Regions from separate parts of the Homo sapiens genome. Here region 2 is linked to region 1. The links are chromatin loops, found by intact Hi-C in ENCODE. Cell type or tissue: endothelial cell of umbilical vein. All regions are shown on one strand.

Region 1 (8,000 bases):
AATTGCTAAAGAAATGTTACAAAAAGAGAATCTGTAATTTTCATTCATTAAAAACCTCTATTACAAGAATTTTAAAATAAATGTTTAGAGTTGGTCAGCATTTAATCACATTTTCCAAAATATATAACTAAAAGATGGTTTTAACCAATATTAAACACATTATGAAAAGTACTATTATTTAAGTTTTAGCAGATATTGATTAGGTTTGTACCATTTTCATCAAAGAGGGGAAAACTGTCTAATCAACTTTGCTGCTTTTAAATGTTTTGTTTTTATCGAAGTTTAATAAGACTTTCCAATAGCTTCAGATTTTAAGATGCACTTTTGACAAAAATGTCCTCTGATTCAAAATAGTACATTCTAACAGCTTGATTACCTTTAGTATTGTCTACATTTCAGGAGTTGAAACTAATAATTAATTTTAAAAGCACAGATTTCTAGCTCCTATAGGTATCAAAACATTTTAATTGCTTTGATAATTTGTTTTCCACTATCATACAATCTCTGGAGAGTTGGAAACTAAAATATCAGTGGCACATAGATGAAACAAACAAGCAAGATATAGAATAAAAATGTGATTTGCGAAGAGATAAATATGCACATTACATTCAGATTTGTGTTAATAAATAACATTTAAGATATGAATCTATCTAGACAAGCACATAAAGGCAGTTATCTTGCATTATTGCACAGCATGACTGTAGTGCTAAGAAGACTTAGATGAATTTAAGATTGTATCTAAACTTCAAAGTACCATATAGATTTGAGAGTTGTATAAGCTTCTTACGTGTACTTACTTATTGTATACAGCATTTTTTTAATCTTGACAATCTTGTGCACTTTCATTAAGTGTCATATTTTTCTTTTCTCCCCTCTCCATAAAACATTACAATATCACATATACTACTGAAATCCTTAGCAATAGAAGGCCTTAGTTAATCTACAAAGAAAACTTTCAGAACTTCTGGTTTATTCCTATTTATATATCAAGAATATATTCAAGGCCGGCTGCCATGGCTCACACCTGTAATCCCAGCATTTTGGGAGGCCAAAGTGGGTGAATTACTTGAGGTCAGGAGTTTGAGACCAGCCTGGCCAACATGGCGAAAGCCTGTCTCTACTAAAAATGCAAAAATTAGCTGGGCGTGGTGGGGCATGCCTGTAGTTCCGGCTAGTAGGGAGGCTAAGGTTGGGAGATTGCTTGAACTTGGGAAGCAGAGGTTTAATTGAGTTAAGATCGGGCCACTGCACTCCAGCATGGGCAACAGAGCAATAATTCTACTGTGAAATCATCAGATGTTTCTAGATCAGCACTGTCCAATAGAACTTTTTGAGATGATGGAAATGTTCTATAATCTGCCTTGTTAACTGGGCTGCACTGTGCACTGAAAATTTTGTTGTGAGGGTAGATCTCATGGTAAGTGGTCTTACCAAAATGGGTATGTTCAATAGCTTGTGGTGATAGTTTCATGGGTGAATGCTTATGTCCATACTCATCAATTTGCACACATTAATTATATGCAGTTTTTAAAATATCAGTCACCATTTTATATCAATAAAGCTGTTAACTTTTTAAACAGCATATGCTTTGTTTTTTGTAATTATTACTTTTTTCTTCTAAATACATTTCCTTAAAAGTATTCACTGTTAAATCATTTATTTAAAAACTATAACATTTTTTCATTTATGGTCTAAATTTAACTAGAAATATTTTATGGCTGATTTTGTATATTAGTAATTTCTTCCCTTAGAGATAAACTAAGGTCAAGGTAGGTAGTATGATTCATAAGATACCTCAAATGAATTACTCTTAATTGAACATTGACAGTCAAAAAATAAAATAAAGTAATAAAATAAAATATATAAATAAACCAACAGAAAGATGGGCCAAGAATGCATAATACATATTTTTCAGATAAATAAATATGCTGAAAGCAAAAATATAAAATAATTATGTCATGATAAATCATATAGTAATTAATTTAAATAGTAGCAAAACTTACTTTAGGGTGAAGAAAAAATACATGACATATTTGGTATGGTGATTTTTAGGGACCAAGTCCATTGTTGGTAACAGAAAATGCACAACATAAAATTAGTTTTATTATTTGGTATTTAATATCTCACAGAGACGAAATTATTTTTATCAATCAAAGCCTCCTGGACCAAAAGAAAAAAAGTGTAACACTTTAAAATCTCGTTAATGAAGATATACACTTGTTTAATGTTTTTATTTTAAGAATAAATAACATATTGCACTTAAATATTACTTTTTATTACAACTTAGACTATATGGTCCCTCCTTGTGACAGAAGAGATTCAGAAACTGTATCAGGTTTTATCTTTTATTCTCATTGTAAGTTTTCTACTACACTGGACAATTATAATCTAGGATATAAAAGGTTTTAAACAGGACAATTCCTATACTTTGCACCCACCTTTTAAGAATTCTAAGTAATACTACACATATTAGCTTAACCTTTGCAGTTATATTACGAAGAATGACTAATTTCTCCAGGAGCTACTCGTCCAAATACCACGTACAAAATGATAAGATAAAGATAGTTGGAATATTGACAGAACATTAGAAATAATACAGCATTCAAATATAGTTCTGTGAACTGTTTGCATATTTTGCCAGTCTAGCCATGTTCTTAAATTGGATAATATCAGAAGTCATAAAATGATTTTCAGTGGACAATGTAGGCCAGTGGATATTCTACTGTACTAAATAATACAAAGATTTCTAAAGGTGAACCTTAGGGCACCTCCATACCCATCTACTCTAATAGATGAAACCCTCTGATTTCATCTGTAACTACTGGTGCTCTGTTCAGCCCTAAGAATGATTTGAATAGACACTTCAGTACTGAAATGCATTAGTTCCTACTTCAATTTGTATTATCAACTAGCAGAATAAATGCACGCAAAAAGGGCTTGGAGATCCTTGGGAGAAGTACTTGTTAAATGTAACTTGAAAGCAGATTTGAAAATTTTCCCCTTTTAAATTTATTTTCCCAGAGTCCTAATAAATGAAAGCTGGGCTGCTGTCTAGGTTTCCAAGCCACTAGAGCCTGATTGTTTTCTATTTGTTTCAGTGTTTGAAGCCAGCAAAAGCTGCATTAAAACTGACGGTGCCAAGTAGTAACAAGCACACTTTAAGCATAGCTAATGTATGAACCCATAGCCCCAGGTTATAATATTTCAAATACAACAGAATGTAGAGGCTAGGCTCTTTGTCATAGCATTTTATAAACAAAGCATTTTTAAATATAGTAGACTTATGAAAACAAAAAACCTCACTAATAAGTAAAAACAGAATGGTAACTGTGTCATATGCTCTCTGTCTTTTTGCATTTCTGTCACATATGTATTTCTTATACCCTTATCTAACATAAATGAATGCTTCAATACAAATGTATTCTCTCTCTCTCTTTTTACTTGGATAACACACTCACATAAAGTTGGTTCTATTGCTTTCTCTCTAACTCTCTAAAATATTTTTCATTATAGTCATTCACATCTCTGCCAGTTACTTTAGGGACAACAAAACAATTATTGCCTGCTCTTTCCACCCCAAAACATGAAAAATATAATTATATTTTCAATGGCTTTTGAATTCACTGTTACATCTATTTCAATATTTTGTTTAAATAAATAAATAAATAAATAATTTCAGTTAATTAAGACTAGGGAATTTCATATTTTATTAACCCTAATTTCATTCAGGATAAAAATTGTTATGTTCTAACTTCATGAGATTCCTTAGGCTTTGAGTCAGGCAAATGTAGTATCTTTAAGAATCTGTCCATTTGTTATGTTAAATATTTTCAATTACCTTTGAACTATTCTCAGGTTAACAATATAAATATTTCAAAGATTATAATTTTAAAGAATAAGGCTGAGAAAACTGATATTATAATTACTGTTTTTAAGAATTTACATCAGCAAATATGTAACCAGCAATAGCCAGGATATGAAATACATCCTTGGGATATTTAACTATAATCTGCTTTACCTTTTTTTTTCACTCACTATATTCAGCTGATAAAACTCCAATGTTAATCTTCAATTAACCTATATTAATTTGTCTAATGATTAACAGAAATAAATCTCGATTGTGTTTCTGCAGTTGTGCCTCCATCTGTTCATATGAGGGAAGGGGTGACAATGAGAATTATTTCAAGTATTTGGAAAGAGTCCTTGACCCAGTTAACAGATAACATAAATTTTCTCATCCGATTTCCTACTGCTTAGTACCCTATAATGTAGAGATTCAAAGCCTTATCATGTTGGAACATGAAAAGCTTGACAAATGCTCAAATGTATTTAATTTTACAGCAGATATTTTAGAAAGTAGTAATTTTTTATTCTATGAATCACAGCAGCACCCAATGTCTTATGTGTTTCTTTTTATTCTGCGTGCCGATAATGCCTCTTACACATTTCTATTTGCAGATCACTAGGAACAATTCTTTAGTTCACACTTAAGTTGGAAACAAATGCTCTATGACGATAGAAATCTCTCACAAAGGCTAAGAACACAGATATACATTTTGCAATGGTTGCTGTACTAATAATAATCTGATACACTCTGTTCATTTTATAGATGAAAAAATTGAGGCTCTAGAATTTTAATTGACAGAGATGGTATTCAAAAGTAAAAATCTTGCTTTGATTTTTCTTTAACGTTAGTGCCTAAACTTTCAAACAAGTATACCTAATGCTAGATGACGAGTTAATGGGTGCAGCACACCAACATGGCACATGTATACATATGTAACAAACCTGCACATTGTGCACATGTACCCTAAAACTTAAAGTATAATAAAATAAAATAAAATAAAAAATCTTATTAAAAGGAAAGCATCTAAGATCAGGATGTGTATTAATGTACAAAATAAATGGAAAAATATAAAAGCCATGTTCAAATAAAATAGGGAAAAATAGCAACCGAAATGCAGGAACCATGACACTGGCCACTGGGAAAGCACTTAGGCAGACAGAATACAGGCTCTTTGGAGTCCCTTTAAAATCAGCAAACTAACACAAGAAGAGAAAACTAAACACATGTTCTCAATCATAAGTGGGAATTGAACAATGAGAATACATGGACACAGAAAGGGGAACATCACCCACTGGGGCCTGTCGGAGGTTGGGAGGCTAGAGGAGGGATAGCATTAGGAGAAATATCTAATGTAGATGACGCGTTGGTGGGTGCAGCAAACCACCATGGCACATGTATACCTATGTAACAAACCTGCACGTTCTGCACATGTACCCCAGAACTTAAAGTATAATAATAATAATAAAAATCCAGAACTCAAAAATTTATCATTGAGGCAGTTTCTCAAGTTATATTTCTTACCTAAATTCATGAGTATGAGACTATCATACTCACCAATATATATGCTTTTTCTTGTTTCCATGAAGGTCTAGATATAAAGGTATTGTTGACCCAAAACCATGAAAAACAGTTAAATTCCATCCTCTAACCTATGATTCCTGTGGGCAAAAGTTCTGTTCAGTTACTAAGTCTGTGGTTACAGTAATTTTTTTCCTTCTATTCGCATCACTGATGGCTTGAAAGCAGCTCCTGTAGAATTTGGTGTTAAGGAGCCAAACTGAGATGACCATTAAATGGGTCAACTGTATTGCATTTTTCTTAGCAGTGGATGTGAAAGAGTACATGTTGAGAGAATCACTTCATCTTCAGTCTATCAAATTCTTTTTAATAATCATCAATTACAGTGAAACTCTGATCATTAAAAACCTGTTATTTCTCTACAATTTTTCTCTCTTCTTGTGTTTGCATTAGATAATAATATGTTTTATCAATGTTCTGTTTTCCATCTTGTTATATTAATATAAAATTAATTCATCCTTTTTTAAATCATATTATAAATTTACTCTTTGCAAACATTTGCTGGATGACTACAAATCAATTCTTTACATTATTTTTAAATAATATTTATTTGAAAATCATCTTTCATTTCTATTAAGTCTTTCTATACATTATAATGAATCCAGGAAGTTACCTGATTTTTAAAAATTGGTTTCTTTTGTGTTTCATTGCCTGGCCTATGCCTGTTCTGTGGTCTTACTAAATTTCTATTCGACAATCTGCTACTTAGATGCAAATTTCTGCTCATCAGTCCCTTCCATCAAATACAGAGATTATTTTCTCTATATAGAATTCACTGGGAACAAAGTGTATTTTACAAGTATTATTAGATCTTTTGCTGTGACTCACTCCCATGCAGATGGTACACATCTGAAGGGGCTCTATTCTAGCTAGCAAAGATCTAGCTGATGCTCTGAAAAATTATTCTCTCTTGGTGAAAAGTTAGCTTGCCACTGCCTTCCCTGCTGCATTATTAAACACGAAGGAGTGATTCCCTTAATCCCAACCATCTGCTCTTCCCCAACTAAAAAGTGAAAACATTCCCTTGTGTTTACAAATGTTGCTGCTAAAGCTTCACAAATTATAAGTGATGGTGGTGAAATTTCCGTATATACTACAAGATCAAAACAAAATCCTAGTCACCATAAATCTGCAAAAAATAAACCAAATTTATATCACACCATAAACCCAACTGTTTTAATGTAATGCAATTATATTTAAACTGCAGCCTCAGAATGTAAATTATTTTAGCATCTCAAGTATAATATTTGCATTTTAAATATACTCCCACTTGTCCAGACTTCCAAAAGTACATACTCTAAGAAAATGGATCATCTTCAATTCTTTTTAATTTTCACAGATTTCTGGAGTGCACAGAATTTTAGCATCAGTGAAGGTTCAGTTTCATTGAAATTAAAGCAAGACAAAATATTTAACTGCTCAGATGAATAACAGGCTTAAAAGGACTAAAACTGGAAAGTAGTGTCAAGGTTCTCACAACAAATTGTTGATTTTCAGGAAAGTCACTTACACTGAAATATTACTAGGCAAGACCAGTGATAGCACTTCTGACCAAACTCTTATTTTCCTCACAAAAGATACTGCAAACCAGAATTATTCTAGCTTAAGCACTACAAAATACCAATCAACCAATTAACCAAAAACAAGAAGACAGGCAAAAAAAAAATGAGTTTCCAAATAAATAAATTTCATATTCATTTTTAAAAATATTGAGTATAGTATAACCTAAAAACCTAAAATTATCCTTTTTTGTTTATAGTGTGAAGATATTTCTATTAACATTATTTTTGTTGAAGATCAATTGCTTTAGCTTTCCTCTAGGTATTTGTCAATAGACTAATTTATATTTCATAGAGTTTATTCATTTTGTTCTTAGCAAATCATTCCTTATCACCTATGTTCCAGACCCTTTTCACCCATTATTTTTCAAAGCCTTTCCTTTAATTCTTGTCCCTAAATGTTTATTTTTCATTCTATAACAGTTCAAAAACATTCATTCTCGCTTAAATGGAATTTGTATAATTAATTTTCTTACTGTCACAGTACCCAGTGAATAAAAAATTATGTTTTCCTTCCAACAGTCTTGCTTTCAAGTCTTCTTTCAAAACACTCTAACATGCCACATGTGTATTTTTCTAGTGCATTTACCTGTCCTAATGATTTTTTTGCTTTCAGTCTAAAAGTTTGAATTATTTAGATAATGAATTCATTGAGGTCAAGTACTATAAAGCGCTTACCTTCTTACAGCTTCCACACTTGTTGCCCCCAAACTTCACTTCTGGGTTGGTATTTATGACAAACTATTCTCTCTACCTTAGCATAGTCTTTGTCATATGTCAAAGGCCACTTCTGTATAAGTTTTACTAGCAAAATATATTTCCCTAGATGATTTTCTATTTTTCTGCTTGGCTCTATTTGTTCTAAAAAGTGTTTTAACCTGGATCTGGTGAACTGTACAGATAAAAACTTCTCTACATGTGAACTATCCATGACCAGCAAGCTGATGGCTTCATTGCATATTTATTACCATGTAAATAAATATACACTCCTTGAACCTGTTTTTAAATGTACATTC
Region 2 (8,000 bases), 210 kb before region 1:
TGTAATTGAATTTCGACTTTGTAGGCTAATGATTTCTGATTTTTGGGTGCACACAAGGCAGACAGGGAACTCGTTAAAATACAATTCTGGTCCAACCACCAGTAATGGGGTGTCAATGAACACCTTTTATTACCCTGCTGGCTGGTGTCAAAGGCAGAATTTAAATTCAGATCTGACTCTCTGTCTCCTGTGCCACAATGTCCCCCTGAAAGCTGTACAATTTAAATGGTAAAAAAAAATCATTTATTGAATATTTGATGCATGTTTTTATGATAGCCTAAGGGTTTTCTCAGTTAAAAATAACATATTCTACTAGCCAAGGCTGGAACTGGACAAGGTATATTATGACATCTGATGAGTGAATCAGCATCTAGAATTGTGCTTTCCAAAACAGTAAGTGCTGGGCATGGGAGGATATTGAGTACTTGAAATATGTCTAGTGTGGCAGAAACCAAATTTTTAAATTTTACTCTATTTTTATTAATTTAAATTTAAATATCTACACATGACAACTGAATTGTTCAGCTCAGCCCAGATATGGAATATTCCCATCATCATGGAATGTTCTCGTGGACAATGCTGATTATAATATATTCTTCTGTCTTTTTGTCTTTTTTTTTTTTTTTTTTTGAGACGGAGTTTCACTCTCGATGCCTAGGCTGGAGAGCAATGGTACAATCTCAGTTCACTGCAACCTCTGCCTCCACAGCTCAAGTGATTCTCCTGCCTCAGTCTCCCAAGTAGCTGGGGTTATTGGCATCCGCCACCATGCCCAGATAATTTTTGTATTTTTAGTAGAGATGGTTTTTCGTCACGTTGGCCAGGCTGGTCTCAAACTCCTGACCTCAGGTGATCCGCCTGCCACAGCCTCCCAAAGTGCTGGGATTACAGGTGTGAGCTACCATGCCTGGCCCTTCTGTCTTAATCTATGTATATCTTCAATAGTTTGAAATGACATGCTGCTCTTTAACAAAAGTAAGCTGCCAAGATCAATGGCAGAGGCTGCCCAGGTTACATTTAAAATGACATGGCGTCCAAATGCCATTGCTTTCAGGAATATTTCAGTTAAAATCAAGGCAAAAGCTACACCTGGATTCAAAGTTCTTCACTACCAGACATTAGCTGAATGTCTGTGAAGAAATATCCTTGATTGTTAGGTCTTATTTTTTCCATTTATCAATGGACACAAGCTACTGATCACATTAAACATGGCAAAAAAGTTGTAAAAGCTTGAATTTGCTGCCTTCGTCTTTATTTTACCTCAGTGAGAAATATGACAGTATTAGATTCACCTTAGCCAATTCCCCCACTAGACTCCTATCTCCCCGGGGAAGAGATTCCCGAATATTCACTTTTTGTTTGTTTTGTTTGTTTGTTTTGTTTTGTTTTGTTTTTGAGACAGAGCCTCACTCTATCACCCAGGCTGGAGTGCAGTAGCGCGATCTCAGCTCACTGCAACCTCCGGTTCCTGGGTTCAAGCAATGCTCATGCCTCAGCCTCCCAAGTGGCTAGGATTACATGAATATTCACATTTAAAGTCACTGACAGAGACCCCTAGGAAAGGGGGTTCAGCCTAATTCTCCTTTACTTGATTCAACTGACCACTCACAGCATGTTTTTATTCAGTTAATAAATTCATGTAAACAAGGCTTTTCCAACTCTAACATGACATGTGGGCTGCCATCCTGAATTTCTCGTTCATAGCCAGGACCCTTGGAAACTTACACCTCCAGGTAGCATGAAATGCTACGGGATGCCTCTCGGAGCTCATAGTAGCAGTAGTAATGGTTGTGAGGCAGTGATCAGCACTTGTTCTTTTTCTGAGCAGTTTGTCCTTCCTCCCTCCCTCCCTTCCATTCTTTTCTTCCTTCCATGCTCAGTAACATTTATCAATACAGAAATCCTTCCTTCCTTCCTTCCTTCTTTCCTTCCTTCCTTCCTCCCTCCCTCCCTCCCTCCCTCGCTTCTTTTCTTCCTTCCATGCTCAGTAACATTTATCAATACAGAAATCCAAGCTCAGGGATGCAGAACTCTTCAGAGAGTTGACTTGCCTAAACCCAAGTGTCTCAATCACAGCTGCATTTTCTAATCATTTGAGATATAATTAAAATATTCTGATACTGCATACCGCTGGAAGACTGTGTTTGAAAATCCCCTAAGTGATTTTACTGTGTAGCTACGGCTAAGAACCACTGGAAGCACAATCTGAGACAGAAAGAAGAGTGAGGCTATAGATGAAGCTTTAACAGTAGCAGCCACCTGCAGGAGATGGTATAATCAATGACACAGACAACCCATTCCTTCCCTTTTCTCTCTTGCTCTCATGTGCAGTCTTCACTAGTAAAACAAGTATGCGTTACTCTAGTCTAACTCATGCTCACCTTCTTCACTTAGGCTCTGGTACAACTTGGAATGCTTGCTTGCTCAAGACAAGCCTTAAAATTGGTGAGAGTTAGGTAATTGCAGATTAAAAGATGATGTGTGGAAAATTGTAATATGGAATCTTTTAAAATGCTTTCAATTTCAAACTCTTGCATTTGATAGGTATTACTGTCCAAGAATCCCTTCAACTAAGATATCACATAGAAATTGAACCACTCTTGGGAACAGATAGTGAGGACGAGAAAAGAAAAAAAAAGAAGAAGGAAATTGAAGCACTGACATATGAGGGAATAGGTATGTTAGATTGCCAAAGGATTTCTTTCTTCAATGCTCTCTGTTGTTTTACTGCAACTGACGTTTAGAACCACAATAGAGTTAGAAAAAGCATAGTATCAAAAACAGAAACCTATCATACTACAAACACAAACACATACATAGGCTTTTCTCCAATCTAACTAAGCTATTACAGCATCTGGGAACGGAAAATTAAGTAAAGTCAGTCCTGGCCCGGCACGGTGGCTCATGCCTGTAATCCCAGAACTTTGAGAGGCCAAGGCAGGAGGATTGCTTGAGCTCAGGAGTTGCAGCCTAGCCTGGATAACATGGTGAAACCCAGTCTACACAAAAAATACAAAAAAAATTAGCTGGGCATGGTGGCACATGCCTGTACTCCCAGCTAATCAGGAGGCTGAGGCAGGAGAATTGCTGGAGCCGAGGAAGCGGAGGATGCAGTGAGCCAAGATCGTGCCACTGAACTCCCTGAGCAACAAAATGAGACCCTGTCCCAAAACAAAACCAAAAAAAAAGTGCATACTTCAACAATTCATAGAACTGGTGTATTTATTATTTCAAGGCAGTGTAAAGATGCAGGAATATATTACCATATTTCCCAAATATGGCATGACTTTTTTTCTCCTCATAATTATCCCTCAGAAAAAAGGAGGCTGCCTTATATTCAAGTCTTTGCAAATCTTTTATGGCAAGTTGCTCTCTGTTTTCTCCAGGAAAGATACATTAGCTTGAAATATCCCAAATCAATTCTAGTTTTCTAGTTTTAGATGTTTTTTAGAGGATAACTTATAGAATCACTAAAAGTGGAGGCAAGGGCATTTCATATAGATTTTGTCTTTGTGCCTGAGGATTTGACCTCACGATTGGAGATGTCACTGTAAACATGACTCTTAAAAATCTCCTTAAAAAGCAGTACAAGTGTTGTTATAAAGTGGAGATTGTCATTATACACCTGTGGGATGAATGAACAACAACAAAAAATGTTCTAATGTTATAAAAGTTTATAGTTGCTGCTTGGGACAAATTTGTTGTTGATAGTGTGCTACACTTTCAAAAACTGCTAATAAGCAAGATTGCTTCATTAAACACAGGGATGGAAAAAAGTAGTATTTATAAATTAATATTTTTCCATATTACTTTAAATATGTATGTATAACCAAGTTGACAAATTAACTAATATAATAATATATTTAGTTTCGTAATGAACATTTCCAGAAGTCTATTTTTTTCCAGAACATTTTCTTTTGCATCATAGTTTCAAGCAAATGAGACATGTCCTTAAAATTGGCACCACCTTATATTTGAGCATACACTTTAAATATTTATTTACTAATATTTGTAACCAATTAATACGAAAAGCAAAAAGAGATTGTTTAATCTCTATGAGTGACTTTGTGTATGCATTTAATTTTTTTAACTAGTAGAACTTCATTTGTTGGAAAGAAAACTGAAACTGCAAATTAAATCTCTTTCTAAATAATAAAGTTCTACTTGAGTATTAGGTATTAACTGTCCATGACAGTAAATTTTATATTAACTGTCAATATGTCAATAATTTTATATTAAATGTCAATATGACTGGGCCACTGTTCCCAGATGTTTGGTTAAACAATCATCTAGATGTTTCTGTGAAGGTATTTTTTTAGATGAGTTTAACATTTAAAATAGTAGACTTTGAGTAAAGCAGATTATTCTCCATAATGTGGACAGGAGACACTCAATCAGTGGAAGGCCTTATGAGAAAGTCTGAAGTCCTCTAAGTACCCTAAGGAAGAAGAAATTCTCCCTGACACTGCCTCTGGACATGAGCTGCAACAGAATCTCTTTGGGTCTCCAGCCTACCAGCCTGCCCTGCATTTTTCAAACTTGCCAGACCCCAAAATTACTTGAGCCAATTTATTAAAATAAATATCGATCAATTGATCTATCTATCTATCTATCTATCTATCTATCTATTTATCTATCTATCTATCTGTCTGTTTCTTCATTTTGTCTCCCTGGAGGCCCCTAACAGTTCCTTTATCCCTGGTTCATTCTTCTGCATAGCACTTGTCCCCTTTTAATGTATGATATAATGTATTTCATTTGCATGTTTCTTTATTGTCTGTCTCCTCCACTACACTGTATTCCCTAAAAAGGCAGACACTATGAACTTCCTGCTCCCTAATTTTAATGCCTGGTACAAAGGGACTCTCAATAAATATTTATCAAATAAATGAATTAGATGCTTCATCACTCCTTCATTATATATTTAATATTTAAAACAAACTAAAGATTTCATTTTAAATCTAGAGGACATCAAAGAAGAAAAATTGTAACAATGAACAAAATATAATGAATACATATTAAAGGTGGACTGAGCACATTTATTAGACTGTATGTGATATTTTAATTGTTTAAATGGAGCTGATTTGAAGTTATCTTACAATTACCTATACAGATTCATTAAAAAATATATTAAGACTAATAGTTAATTTTAAGAATAAGAATAGCTAATATATAAATAGTTATTTATATCCTATATAATATACATGTATCTTAAGCAACAGTCTCATATTTTCATTACAGTTATGGATTCACTTTTTCATCTAATAATGGATGAAAGCTTAGACATTTGTGTGCATTTTTAGTTGTTTGCTTGGATTACGTAAGATGAATTTCCTTTTTTCTCTGGAATGTTTAATCAAAATCTATTATCCAGTAAGAAGTTGAAATTAGTTAATGAAGTCCAATTCAACTTTAAAAACTACAGCTTCTTACTTAATTTCAGTTTATTTTGGAAACATGAAATACTTCAACATTCTGTGAATCATTTTTACAATTCTTAGTTTCGGAGCAAAGTCATGAAAATAAAATCATTAAACTTTTCAAAATCATATTGCATCTTCCAAATATATAAACCTAATTTCCATAAAAATCATATTATATTATCAGGAGAAAGAAAAAAACTCAAACTATACACAACATAGCTACAAGAGTGAGAAAATATGGTACCTAGACAGGAAATGGTTGTTAAGAGAAGGCATAAAACTATTTTCGAAACAGAATTATGAGTGTTTATTTTATTAAAAAGTTGACATAGGTTATCTTTGGTGTTTATGACTTGCAAACTAAAGTATTTAATATTTAACATGTTTAAATACAAGCAGCAGCAGTTTGGTAATCAAAAGGAATAGTTTGAATCATCTCAGAAAAATAAATTTATTGTAATTAGGATATTTTAGAATACGATTAAAACATTTGAAAGAAAATGTATTCACCTTTCTTGTCGTCAAAGTACAGAGTCTGTTGAGCTGGATTTGACCACTGGAGGGAGGTGTTATCATTTTGATCAACCCTGCAGGTCAAAATTGCAGTTCCACCTTCAACAACGGTTACATTCTGTGTTAGTGGAAACTGCCCTTGGCTGCCTAAAAGGGGATTAAAGAAAATGTTGATTAAATGAAAGTCATAAAATGATTAACTGCCTAAGATCTACACTGGCCTTAACTTCTCATGCAAAATAAAATTTAAAACAACCAAACAACGACAAAACTGTATATTACAAAAGACAGAAAAATAATTGAAAATCCTCAGAGAACAACAGCATTGACATATAATTAAGACTCCTTTGTACTCCCTACATGTTCTAGGAAACTTTTTTTGTCCTAGGCATACATAAAGATTTATATTCAAATAGTAATATTATATTTATTACTTTCCCTAGGCTTTGCATTAGTTAATACGGTACTAAACTTGGTCATTGTTGAAGATAAAGCACTGAAATAATTTTGGATGAGTTGAACTCTCTAAAGCAGTAGAGGAAACATAAAATATTTCCCTGGTAGCTTTTATAATCCTGAATAAAGTTTTTGAAATATGGATACTCAAACTTTAGATTCAATTTCTGATAAAGGAAATAAAAAATGAATCCCACTTAACTAGGTTTTCTTGTAGATTTAGCTCTTTTTAGAAATACAAAATGTATTGTGTAAAACAGTGGGAGTACTCTTTAAAAAGTGTAGAATATCCATTCAAACTCTAAATTATTAATCCTAGGTGATATAGGTTAATACTCTTCTTTGTTCCTTTCTGTAGTTTCTCGATTTTCTCCAAGTAATACATATTTCTTTTATAATCAGAAAAATACATATTTTTAAATGACCCTTGTTAATTTGGATATCATCAGTATGTAATCAAGGTTTTGCTCTTCTTAAGCATTTTACTAATTTGTTAAAGTAATTCATGTAATAAATTTACTTAATAAGTGCACTTCTAATAGTTTAATCAAAATTTATGCACACGGATACATAATACATAAATTTCTCTTCAGCAAGATGATCTGAAGATAAACTCTGCTAAGTCTGATAACCATGATTAACATGGGTAAGAATGACTTTCTAGAACCAGGTTAAAATATTATTATGTAAGCAAGGGAGTTCATTAAGTCAAGGATAATTTACATATGCAAGAACACTATAATGACTTAATCACATCCATGAAATATATTTCCTTTTCTTCTTTAGTTTTGTAATGATTCAATAATTACTACAAGCACCACTTGAGGTTATGCTGGAACTATTGGCGTAAGAATCTTATTACCAGGGATTCCCCGGCCAGATGGCCAAATAGGAACAGCTCCAGTCTGCAGCTCCCAGTGAGACCAAGGCAGAAGGTGGGTGATTTCTGCATTTCCAACAGAGGTACCCAGTTCATCTCAATGGGACTGGTTAGACAGTGGGTGCAGCCCATGGAGGGCGAGCAGAAGTAGGGTGGTGTGTCACTTCACCCAGGAAGTGCAAGGGGTCAGGGAACTCCCTCCCCTAAATAAGAGAAGCCATGAGGTCCTGTGCTGTAAGGGATGGTGCTATCTGGCCCAGATACTATGCTTTTCCCATGGTCTTTGCAACCCACAGACCAGGAGATTACCTCGGGTGCCTATACCACAAGGGCCCTAAGTCTCAAGCACAAAACTGGGCAGCCATTTGGGCAGACACTGAGCTAGCTGCAGGAGTTTTGTTTGTTTGTTTGTTTGTTTGTTTTTGGTATCCCAGTAGTGCCTGGAACTCCAGCAAGACAGAACTGTTCACTCCAATGGAAAGACGGCTGAAGCCAGGGAGCCAAGAGGTCTTCTCAGTGGATCCCACCACCATGGAGCCCAGCAAGCTAAAATCCACTGGCTTGAAATTCTTGCTGCCAGCAGAGCAGTCTGAAGTCAACCTGGGATACTCGAGCTTCGTAGAGGGAGGGGTGTCTGCTATTACTGAGGCTTGAGTAGGCAGTTTGCCCCTCACAATGTAAACAAAGCCTCCAGGAAGTTCAGACTAGGTGGAGCCCACTGCAGCGAC

The links. Peaks named below come from ENCODE experiments on the same cell type or tissue, not always from the same donor. Only the 100,000 strongest peaks of a DNase experiment are listed, where the experiment ranks them.
Region 2: a loop joins it to region 1, with 4 times the contacts of the local background. A loop is called at or near these places in 3 of 110 quality-filtered maps.

The regions. Positions count from the first base shown.
Region 1 is chr3:85,590,019-85,598,018 of GRCh38, reverse strand. The region is part of intron 1 of CADM2 (cell adhesion molecule 2); the gene reads right to left. Among named protein-coding and RNA genes, the nearest start is that of MIR5688, 210 kb to the right of the region's middle. In endothelial cell of umbilical vein, no CTCF peak of the experiment used is centred here; no DNase peak of the experiment used is centred here.
Region 2 is chr3:85,800,130-85,808,129 of GRCh38, reverse strand. CADM2 (cell adhesion molecule 2) reads right to left here. Exons shown (of 10, transcript NM_001167675.2): 3 at 5,934-6,083. CADM2-AS2 (CADM2 antisense RNA 2) reads left to right here. Exons shown (of 4, transcript NR_046752.1): 2 at 2,545-2,676; 3 at 7,179-7,327; 4 at 7,707-8,000. Among named protein-coding and RNA genes, the nearest start is that of CADM2-AS2, 24 kb to the left of the region's middle. In endothelial cell of umbilical vein, no CTCF peak of the experiment used is centred here; no DNase peak of the experiment used is centred here.